Linked DNA regions of Homo sapiens: region 2 is linked to region 1. Evidence: read pairs that join two places in POLR2A ChIA-PET (ENCODE). Cell type or tissue: K562. All regions are shown on one strand. Each heading gives the region's core, and the rest is flanking DNA. Links, peaks and the distances in the headings are about the cores only.

Evidence for each region. ChIA-PET counts read pairs that join two places held together with the same protein. Peaks named below come from ENCODE experiments on the same cell type or tissue, not always from the same donor. Only the 100,000 strongest peaks of a DNase experiment are listed, where the experiment ranks them.
Region 2: POLR2A ChIA-PET joins it to region 1 with 6 read pairs; 3 of 35 experiments call an interaction of 5 or more read pairs at or near these places.

What each region holds. Positions count from the first base shown.
Region 1 is chr16:29,721,921-29,727,410 of GRCh38, forward strand. No RefSeq gene overlaps it. Among named protein-coding and RNA genes, the nearest start is that of C16orf54, 21 kb to the right of the region's middle. In K562, for the core only: no CTCF peak of the experiment used is centred there; no DNase peak of the experiment used is centred there.
Region 2 is chr16:29,874,123-29,879,612 of GRCh38, forward strand. SEZ6L2 (seizure related 6 homolog like 2) reads right to left here. Exons shown (of 18, transcript NM_001243332.2): 10 at 4,165-4,303; 11 at 3,149-3,345; 12 at 2,634-2,828. Among named protein-coding and RNA genes, the nearest start is that of CDIPT, 14 kb to the left of the region's middle. RefSeq lists enhancers at 3,564-4,065, 4,066-4,565. In K562, for the core only: no CTCF peak of the experiment used is centred there; DNase peaks (open chromatin) are centred at 2,249, 2,619 and 3,539; H3K4me3 peaks cover 1,631 bases.

The DNA of each region.
Region 1 (5,490 bases), core at 653-4,652:
TATAATATTGGAATAAAAAGTAATTGCTACAAACTAATGATTAATGATATTCATATATAATCATATCTAAGATCTATATCTGGTATAACTATTCTTGTTTTATATTTTATTATACTGGAACAGCTCGTGTCCTCTGTCTCTTGCCTCGGCGCCTGGGTGGCTTGTCGCCCACACTAATCCACTCTCTTAACCCCCCTCCCTTTTTTTTTTTTTTTTTAAGAGATAGGGGTCTCATTATAATGTTGCCTAGGCTGGCTTCAAACTCCTGGGCTCAAGTGATCCTCTTGCCTCAACCTCCCAACTAGCTGACACACGCCACCACATCAGGCTTTTTCTTTTTTTTTTTTTTTGGGACAGAATCTCATTCTGTTCACCCAGGCTGGAGTGCAGTGATGGTGTGATCTCGGCTGCAACCTCCACCTCCCAGGTTCAAGCGATTCTCGTGCTTCAGCCTCCCAAGTAGCTGGGATCACAGGCATGTGCGCCACCATGCCCGGCTAATTTTCTGTTTTTAGTAGAGACGGGGTTTCTCCATGTTGGTCAGGCTGGTCTCGAACTCCTGACCTCAGGTGATCCGCCTACCTTGGCCTCCCAAAGTGCTGGGATTACAGGTGTGAGTCACTGTGCCTGGCCTAATTCTTGTATTTTTAGTAGAGACAAGGTTTCTCCATGTTGCCCAGACTGGTCTCAAACTCCTGGCCTCAAGTGATCAGTCCACCTTGGCCTTGCAAAGTGCAGGGGTTACAGGCATGAGCCACTGCACTCGGTCTATTTTTTTTTTTTTTTTTTTTTTTGTAGAGACAAGGGTCTTGCTGCCAGGCGCGGTGGCTCACACCTGTAATCCCAGCACTTTGGGAGGCCGAGGTGGGTGGATCACGAGGTCAGGAGATCGAGACCATCCTGGCTAACACAGTGAAACCCCGTCTCTACTAAAAAATACAAAAAATTAGCCAGGCGTGGTGGCAGGCACCTGTAGTCCCCGCTACTGGGGAGGCTGAGGCAGGAGAATGGCGTGAACCTGGGAGGCCGAGCCAGCAGTGAGCCGAGATTGCACCACTGTACTCCAGCCTGGGCGACAAAGTGAGACTCCGTCTCCAAAAAAAAAAAAAAAAAGAAAAGAAGAGACAAGGGTCTTGCTATGTGGCCCAGGCTGGTCTTGAACTCCTCTTATCTTGGCCTCCCAGAGCGCTGGGATTACAAGGATGAGCCACCGCACCTAGATGCTGGCTACTTTAAGATTTTCACTTTATCAGTGGCTTTGAGCAATTTGATTATGATGTGCTTTGGTGTAGTTTCTTGTGTTAGAGAATTGTTGAGCTTCTTGGATGTGTAGATTTATGATTTTCATCAAATTTGGAAACTGTTAAGCTATTAGTCCTTAAGGTATTTTTTCTGTGCCCCTCTATCTCTCCTTTCCTTCAACTCCAATTACTCACATATTAGCCTGCATAAAGTTATTCCACAGCTCACTGATGTGGTTTTCTTTTTACTTTCCAGACAGGGTCTCACTCTCACCCAGGCTGCAGTGCCGTGGCACAATCATAACTCACTGCAACCTTCACCTCCTAGGCTCAAGAAATCCTCCCATCTCAGCCTCCTAAGTAGCTGGGACTACGGGTGCACACCATCACACCTGGCTAATTTTTTCTTTTTTGTAGATATGGAGTCTAGCTATGTTGCCCAGGTTGGTCTCAAACTCCTGGCCTCAAGTGATCTTCATGCCTTGACCTCCCAAAATGTTGGGATTACAGGTGTGAGCTACTGTGCCCAGCCATGTTTTTCATTCTTAAAATTGTTTTTTCTGCCTGGCCCTGTGGCTCACGCCTATAATCCCAGCACTTCGGGGGGCTGAGGTGGGTGGATCATTTGAGGTCAGGTGTTCAAGACCAGCCTGGCCAACATGGTGAAACCCTGTCTCTACTAAAAATACAAAAATTAGCCGAGTGTGGTGGCACATGCCTATAATCCCAGCTACTTGAGAGGCTGGGCCAGGAGAATCGCTTGAACCCAGGAGTCAGAGATTGCAGTGAGCCGAGACCTTGCGCCAGTGCACTCCAGCCTGGGAGACAAGAGTGACACTCCGTCTTAAAAAAAAATTGTTTTTTTTTCTGTGAGGATCACTTGAGCCCAGGAGGTCAAGGCTGCAGTGAGCCGAGATGGTGCCACTGCACCCCAGCCAGAGTGAGACCCTGTCTCAAAAAAAAAAATTGTTTTTTCTCTGCGTTTCATTTTGGATTTCTTTTGCTATGATTTCAACTTCACTAAGGCTTCCTTCTGCAATATCTAATCTACTATCAACCCTATTTATTGTACTTTTCATCTCTGACATTGTAATCTTTTAGATGCTTGACTTGGGCCTTTGTTTTGTATCTCCTTATCGCTACTTAATTTTTTAACATATGGCATTCAGTTATAGTAACTATTTTAATGTTTTCTGCTCATTGTAACATTTGTGTCAGTTCTAGGTTGGTTTCCATTAACTGATTATTCTTCTTAATATGGTCATGTTTTCTGCCTCTTTGCCTGCCTGGTAATCTTTTCTTAAAAGTGGGGAGCTTTTAAACCAATCTCATCTTCTGGGTTAAAAAGAATTTTTTTGCCATTGAAGTTCATCTTCATATTCCAATTTTTAAAAAGCATTCTATAAATTTTAATCATGTACAATTATGGGGTACACCATGCTGTTATGATATATAGATACAGCATAGAGTAATTGAATCAAGCTAATTAACACGTTTATCATCTTAAATACTCATCATTTTTTCCTGTCTAGCTGCAACTTTGTACTCTTTGACCAAAGTCACTCCGTTTCCTCCCCACCTCCAGTTTCTGCTAACTACCATTCTACTCTCTGCTTCTATTAGTTCAATTATTTCAGATTACACATTTAAGTGAGAACATGCCAGAATGCGGTATTTGTCTTTCTGGGCCTAGTTCATTTCACTCAGCATAATGTCCTCCAGCTTCATCCATGTAGTTGCAAATCACAGGATTTGCTTCTTGCTTCTTTTTAAAGTTGAATGGTATTCTATTCAAATGTGTATATATACACATTTTCTTTATCTTTTCTGTCTTTTCATCTCTTTTTTTTTTTTTTTTTTTTTTTTTTGAGACAGAGTCTTGCTCTGTCACCCAGGCTGGAGTGCAGTGACTTGGTCTTGGCTCACTGCAACCTCCGCCCCTCTGGGTTCAACCAATTCTCGTGCCTCAGCCTCCCAAGTAGCTGGAATTACAGGAGTGCACCGTACCATGCCCGGCTAATTTTTGTATTTTTATTAGAGACAGAGTTTCACCCTGTTGGCCAGACTGGTCTCAAACTCCTGGCCTCAGGTGATCTGCCCGCCTCAGCCTCCCAAAGTGCTGGGATTATACACGTGAGCCACCACGTCCAGCCTGTTTTTTGTTTGTTTGTTTTTTGTTTTTGAGATGGAGTCTCACTCTGTCAGCCAGGCTGGAATGCTGTGGTGCAATCTCGGCTCACTGCAGCCTCTGCCTCTCAGCTTCAAGCGATTCTCTTGCCTCAGCCTCCCAAGTAACTGGGATTACAGACGCCTGCCACCATGCCCAGCTAATTTTTGTATTTTTAGTAGAGATGGGGGTTTCACCATGTTGGTCAGGCTGCTCTCAAACTCCTTACCTCAAGTAATCTGCCTGCTTTGGTCTCCCAAAGTGTTGGGATTACAGGCGTGAGCCACAGCGCCTGGCCACATTTTCTTTATCCTTTCATCTGCTGATGGATGCTTAGGTTGATGTCATGATTTGCCTGTTGTAAATAACACTGCAGTGAACCTGGAAATGCAGATATCTCTGACACACTGATTTTTCAGTTCCTTTGGATATACACCCAGAAGTGGGATTGCTGGATCATTTGGTAAGTCTACTTTTAGTTTTTTCGTTTTGTTGTTGTTGTTGTTGTTGTTTTAAATGAGTCTGGCTCTATCACCCAGGCTGGAGTGCAGTGGCACTATCTTGGCTCACTGCAAACCTCCACCTCTTCCCTGCTCATGCAATCCTTCCACCTCAGCCTCCCTAGTAGCTGGAACTATGGTGCATGCCACCATGCCTGGCTAATTTTTGTATTTTTTGCAGAGACGGGGGTTTTACCATGATGTCCAGGCTGGTCTCAAACTCCTGGGCTCAAGTGATCTGTCCACTTCAGCCTCCCAAAAGTGCTGGGATTACAGATGCAAGCCACCACGCCCAGCCTATATTTTGAGGAACTTCCATATAATTTTCCAGAATGACTGTAATAATTTACATTCCCACGAACGGTGGGTAAGGGTTCCCTTTTCTCCATATCTTCACCAACACCAGCACCAACAGGTGATATCTCATCGTGCTTTTAATTTGCGTTTTCCTGGTGGTTAGTGCTGTTGAACATTTTTTCATATATTTGTTGGTCATTTCTGTGTCTTTTTTTTTTTTAATATCTGTTCAGGTCCTTTGCCCATTTTAAATCAGCTTATTTGTTTTTTTCACTCTGAGTTTTTTGAGTTTCTTATATATTTTGGGTATTAACACCTTATTGGATGTATTGCTTACAAATGTTTTCTCCCAATCTGTAAGTTATTACTTCATTCTGTTAATTTTTTCCTTATGCTTGGTAATCCTTGATTGCTTATCAGACATTGTAAATTTTACCTTGTAGAACACCAAATATTTGTGTAATCTTTATGATTTGTTAGACAGGTCCAGATTAATGCTCAGTGTAGGCTTAATTTTTTTTTTTTTTTTTTTTTTTTTAGATAGAGTCTCACCGTTGCCCAGGCTGGAGGGCAGTTGTGCCATTTTGGTGCACTGCAGCCTCTGCCTCTGGAGTTCAACTGATTCTCCTGCCTCAGCCTCCTGAGTAGCTGGGACTAGAGGCACACGCCACCATGCCTGGCTAATTTTTGTATTTTTAGTAGAGAGTGGGTTACACCCTGTTGGCCAGGCTGCTCTTGAACTCCTGGCCTCAAGTGATCTGCCCACCTTGGCCTCCCACAGTGCGATTACAGGTGTGAGCCACCGTGCCTGCCCGGCCTTTTTAAGAGATGTGGTCTTGCTGTGTTGCCTGGGCTGGTCTCAAAGTCCTGACCTCAAGTGATCCACCCATCTCAGCCTCCCACAGTGCTGGGATTACAGGCATGAGCCACTGCACCGGAAGTCTAGGTTTAATTATTCCCCATTACTGAGACAAGATCTTCCTGAGCACTCTACCCCATGCCTAGCGAATGATCAGTTTTTCCAGCTGGCCAGTGGGAAGAGGTCCTGGCCCTACCTCGTGTGAATCTTGGGCGTTGTTTCCTCGAATCCTTTCAGCTGGTTCTTTCCCTGGCCTTGGAGAGTTTCTTCACACACATGTGCTGATTAGTTCTTTGCTGAATCCTCTGAAGTCCTCTGGGGTACTCTCTCTGTGCACCTCTGTCTTGTAGGTGTTCCATTATCTAAGCTCTAGCTGCTGTGGTCTCCTCGGACTCAGCCACTCCATTTCCTCAACTCTGCGAATCC
Region 2 (5,490 bases), core at 437-4,436, 150 kb after region 1:
TGCATCTATTTTCAGGCCAGAATGACAGGCTTAATTTTTTTCAAAATTCAACGTATGTTATATTTCAGGCTTCGTTTAGTAAACAGTTTGCTTGGGGAAACCCCAAGCCCCTATCCTGGGGTGAAATTCAAAATATTTAACCACCATACCAGAGCATACTAGCCAAATCCCAGCAGGGTGAGCCCAACATGGCTTGTAGTCTGTGGAACAGCAGCTGCCCTCTTTAGAGGGGGCCCAGCTCTCCTGTCCCCAGTATTCTCATTATGCCCAGCCCAGTTCACTCACATACACTCCCTGCCTTCAGGCGTTTGAGTTTACAACCCTGTTGTGAAGGAATCATAATCATAGCCATTTCTTGTATATAAGCCTGAGCTACGTACCCTGCTAAATGTTTTACAAACAAATATAATTCTTTGTGTGTGTGCTTGTTTTTTTTTTTTTTTTTTTTTTTTTTTTTTTTTTTTTTGAGATGGGAGTCTCGCTCTGTCGCCCAGGCTGGAGTGCAGTGGCGCATCTCGGCTCACTGCAACCTCTGCCTTCTGGACTCAAGAGATTCTCCTGCCTCAGCCTCCCGAGTAGCTGCGATTACAGGCATTCGCTACCATGCCCAGCTAATTTTTGTATTTTTAGTATAGACAGGGTTTCGCCATGTTGGCCAGGCTGGTCTCGAACTCCTGACCTCAGGTGATCCACCCACCTCAGCCTCCACCAGTGCTGGGATTACAGGTGTGAGCCACCACGGCTGGCCCCAAATATAATTCTTTGTTTTGGAGACGAGAACTTGCTCTGTCACTCAAGCTGGAATGCAGTGGTGAGATCACGGCTCACTGCAGCCTCAAACTCCTGGGCTTAAGCAATTCTCGCACCACAGCCTTCTGAGTAGCTGGGACTACAGGCATATACCACCATGCCTGGCTATATTTTTTATTATTTGTAGAGACAGGGTCTCACTATGTTGCCCAGGCTGTTCTCAATCTCCTGGGCTCAAGTGATCCTCCCACCTTGGCCTTCCAAAGCACTGCAATTTCAGATGTGAGCCACCACACCTGGCACAAACATAATATTTAATCCTGATTATCCTGAGAGGCCAATGTCACTGTCATCTCCCTTGGAGCCCAGGGCTCAGGGCGGTCAAAGGACTTGGCCCATGGTCATTCAGCCAGGGAGTGGCAGAGCCGGAATCTGCCCAGGGTCACAGCCATGGAGCACTGGACAGGGACTCAGATATGTGGGTCCTGGCACACCTTCAGGCTCAATCTGCTGCCTTGGGCAGGTTCCCTCCTGAGCCCGAGGCAGCGGGGCCAGCCGAACTCTCAGCCCCATCCAGGCCTGATATCCTGTGAATCCTTCCAGGGGCGGGAAGCTTTGTCCAGCCCAAATCTGGCTACCTGAAGCTTCTCCCCTTGGTCCCACCATTGCTTCCAGATGCCACATGGAACTACAGCCCCATGTCCTTGGGGCTGGCTTCCTAAAATTTGGAGAAAGTAACCAGCTGCCATTCCTTTCTGCTCTTCAATTTTCTTTTTCTTTCTTTCTTTCTTTCTTTTTTTTTTTTTTGAGATGGAGTATCACTCCCGTGGCGCAGGATGGAATGCAATGGCACAATCTCAGCTTACTGCAACCTCCACCTCCCAGGTTCAAGCGATTCTCCTTCCTCAGCCTCCTGAGTATCTGGGATTACAGGCGTATGCCACCATGCCCAGATAGTTTTTTATTTTTAGTAGAGACGGGGTTTCACCATGTTGGCCAGGCTGGTCTCGAACTCCAGACCTCAGGTGATCCACCGCACCTGGCCCTTTCTGCTCTTCTAAAAGATACACACTCCCAGCTCCTTTAAATGTCACCTCCTCTGTGAAATCTCCTGCCCCAGCCCTGAGAAAATTAGCCCACTGCTCTCCCCACAGCACTTCGCCACGCCCAGGGCAGCATGCGCCCTGTGAACTTTCCATCTGCTCTTCACAACCTCAGTCCTACTTCGCCGATGGGGAAACCAAGCCTCAGAAATGCTAAGTGCCTCGCCCAAAGTCACCCAGTGATCACCACCCTGCGTATCCCTCCCAGACTGCGAGCTCCATAAGAGTATGGAGGGGCTTGAACCCCCTTCGCCTAACCCCAACCCAGCACGGGGCTTCAATGATGGCATTCAAATAAACCAAGTGCTCTGACAAGCCTTGGTCCTAGCAAAGTGGCTCCCTACAATTTCAACTGATAGGACTGCGGGATTGGGGCGGGGCGTAGGACAGGAAGGTGGAGCCAAGTGTGGACCCGGGGAGCCCAGTGGGAACCTGGTCGGAGCCCTTTTAGGGGCCAAACTCAGATGCCGCAGAGGAGGGGTCAGGAGGGGACGGGGCGGGGCCGTGAGACGAGGAAACAGGGACCGAGCCCAGGTCGGTGCAAGAAAGAGGGATGCAGCCCGGAGAAGATGAGAGGGAGACCCAGAGGGGACAGTTTCGGGGAACCGGGCGGAGGAGTGAGAACTAAAGGGCATGGGGGCAGGCCTTGAAGAAGATCCAGGAAGGACCCCGAGCGAAGGGATGGAACCCAGAAAGCACGGGGGTCGGGACAGGACAGGCCGACGACGGGGCCCACAGGGAAGGGGCGGGGCCGAGGGGACGCGGGCGGGGCCGGCTCACTCTTTTGGCAGGCGGGCGGCGCGGCGCTCCAAGACAGGTCCCACTGGCAAGTGAGAATGTCGGAGCCTAGCAGCTCGTAGCCAGGCTCGCACTGGTAGGTGAGCACCGTGCCCCGGATCAGGTCCCCGTGGGATGCCGTTCTCCAGCCCCACTCCGGAGGTGGCAGCTCGGGGCACGTGTCGTTCCTCGGGACCTCTGCAGGGGAGGGAAGGCGAGTTTGGAGGCTGCGTTTTAACTGCGGGCTCCCTTCCAGCCTCGGAGGCTTTGCTCTGTGCCCCCTCCCGGGATCTGTCTCTCTCTCTCTCTCTTAGAGACAGGGTTTCCTGTCGCCCAGGCTGGAGTACAGTGGTACAAGCATAGCTCACTGCAGCCTCAACCTCCTGGCTTCAAACGATCCTCCCGCCTCGGCCTCCCAAGGCCCCGGGATAACAGGCGTGAGCCACCACGACCGGCCACCTCCCGGGATCTCTGGCCTGCCCGACCCCTGCCCATCCCGGGACTCTATCCCTCAGTACCTTTGAAGTGCAATACGAAGCCCTGGCCCAGGCCTGGATTTGGGGGCCCGGGCGGTGCCTGAAACTGCAGTGTGAGGTCGGGCCCAGAGGAGAGAAGGCGGCGGCGCGGCTGAGGTCCCCGCAGCTGGGCCAAGACTCGGGCGCTGGGACCGTCCCCGTCGAACAGCGTCAGCATGTCCCCTTCCCGCACATTCAATCTGCAGGGGGTGAGACCAGGCAATGGGGCGGGGCTGCGACTGGCCCCTCCCATCCAGCTCTGCCCCATCCTCAACTCTGCTCATTGGTAGCCCCTCCTACTCTCCAGCCCCGCCCATATTCTCCTATCCCAGGTCTGGCGCCGCCTCCGTTTTGACCAACCATGGTTTCTCCTATGCTAGTGCCTCAGGGTTCCCCTATTCTATGGCTCCTCCCATGTCCTACTACCCAATCCCTAAGCTTGCACATTACTAACTCCGCCCACTGTCCACTCCCTCCTCCATCACCATGAGATCCACAGCCTAGCCCAACTCCAGCTCTGGCCAATCACAGACCAAATTCGCTAACGCCCTACACAACTCTAGGCCCCGCCTGAGTACCTGCTTTGAAGCCACGCCCACTTCAGCTTCTGTGCCATCTCATGACACTCTCATACCAATTCAGCTCACTGGATTCTCCCCAGACCTCCCCAACTTGCTGGTGTTAACGCAACAGTTTGGGTCTGTGTCCGTGGAAATAGCTCCAGGGGAAGCCTCAGAAACCTCCAAAGAGTGAGAGGCACCAGGCCAGAGCCCCTTGTTCACAGTGGCCCCTAAGGAAGGCTGCATTGCCCTATTTATTTGTCCGAGGTTGCCTGGCTAATATGTGATTTGAGCCCAGCTCTCTCACGTCTATCCTGTACCCTTAGTGCACCAGCCTATCCACCGAATTCTGGATAGATACGCAAGAGCCAGACAGGCTCAGAATGCAGGCTACTGCATTGGCATACCACACTTTGCTGAGCCTACACCCGTCGCACCCTCTGCAGGACCCAAACATACATCTCAACTTGGAGCAAGATGCGCTTCTCTTCCTGGACGTGCACGCCCCACACGCAGTCTTGGCCCGGGCTATAGCTCTGGGGCCAGTCGGGAGAGAGGACCACGCCAGCTGGTTCCGACAGCTCCCCTCCACACATGGCTAGGGAAAAAGGGGTGTCAGGTTCAGGACCCAGGTGGGCATGCTGTCTTCATTTCTCCACAGTCCTCACCACTCGTGATGCGTGCACCACATCACCTCGCTTGTTTCCTATTACCTATGATCCACCTGTTTCTTTTATTCTTTTATTTTATTTATTTATTTATTTTTAAATTTTTTTTGAGACGGAGTCTCTCTGTCGCCCAGGCTGGAGTGCAGTGGTGCGATCTTGGTTCACTGCAAGCTCTGCCTCCCTGGTTCACGCCATTCTCCTGCCTCAGCCTCCCGAGTAGCTGGGACTACAGGCGCCGCCACCACACCCTATTTTTTTTTCTTTTTTCTTTTTTTTTTTTTTTGTATTTTTAGTAGAGACGGGGTTTTACGGTGTTAGCCAGAATGGTCTCGATCTCCTGACCTCGTGATCTGCCCGCCTTGGCCTCCCAAAGTGCTGGGATTACAGGCGTGAGCCACCAGGTCCAGCCCCTATTTTTATTTTTTTAGACAGAGTCTCACTCTGTCGCCCAGGCTGGAGTGCAGTGGCGCAATCCCGGCTCACTGCAATCTCCACCTCGCAGACTCAAGCGATTCTCGTGCCTCAGCCTCCCAAGTAGCTGGGATTACAGGCACGCACTACCATGCCCGGCTAATTTTTGTATTTTTAGTAGAGACGGGGTTTCACTCTATTGACCAGGCTGGTCTCCAACTCCTGACCTCAGGTGATCCGCCTGCCTGAGCCTCCCAGAGTGTTGGGATTACAGGCGTGAGACACTGCTCCCGGCTTTATCCACCTGTTTCTTTTTTCTTTCTTTCTTTCTTTTTTGAGACGGAGTTTCACACTTCTTGCCCAGGCTGGAGTGCAGTGCTGCGATCTCGGCTCACCGCAACCTCCGCCTCCCGGGTTCAAGCGATTCTCCTGCCTCAGCCTCCTGAGTAGCTGGGATTACAGGCATGCATCACCATGCCCAGCTAATTTTGTATTTTAAGTAGAGACAGGGTTTCTCCATGTTGATCAGGCTGGTCTCGAACTCCCGACCTCAGGTGATCCGCCCGCCTCAGCCTCCCATAGTGCTGGTATTACAGGCGTGAGCCACCGTGCCCAGCCATGATCTACCTGTTTCTTGCCGCATCTAGGTCCTGTTGTGTTCAATATCCAGTCCTGCTCTTAACAAACCCTGCCCACTCTCCAGCCT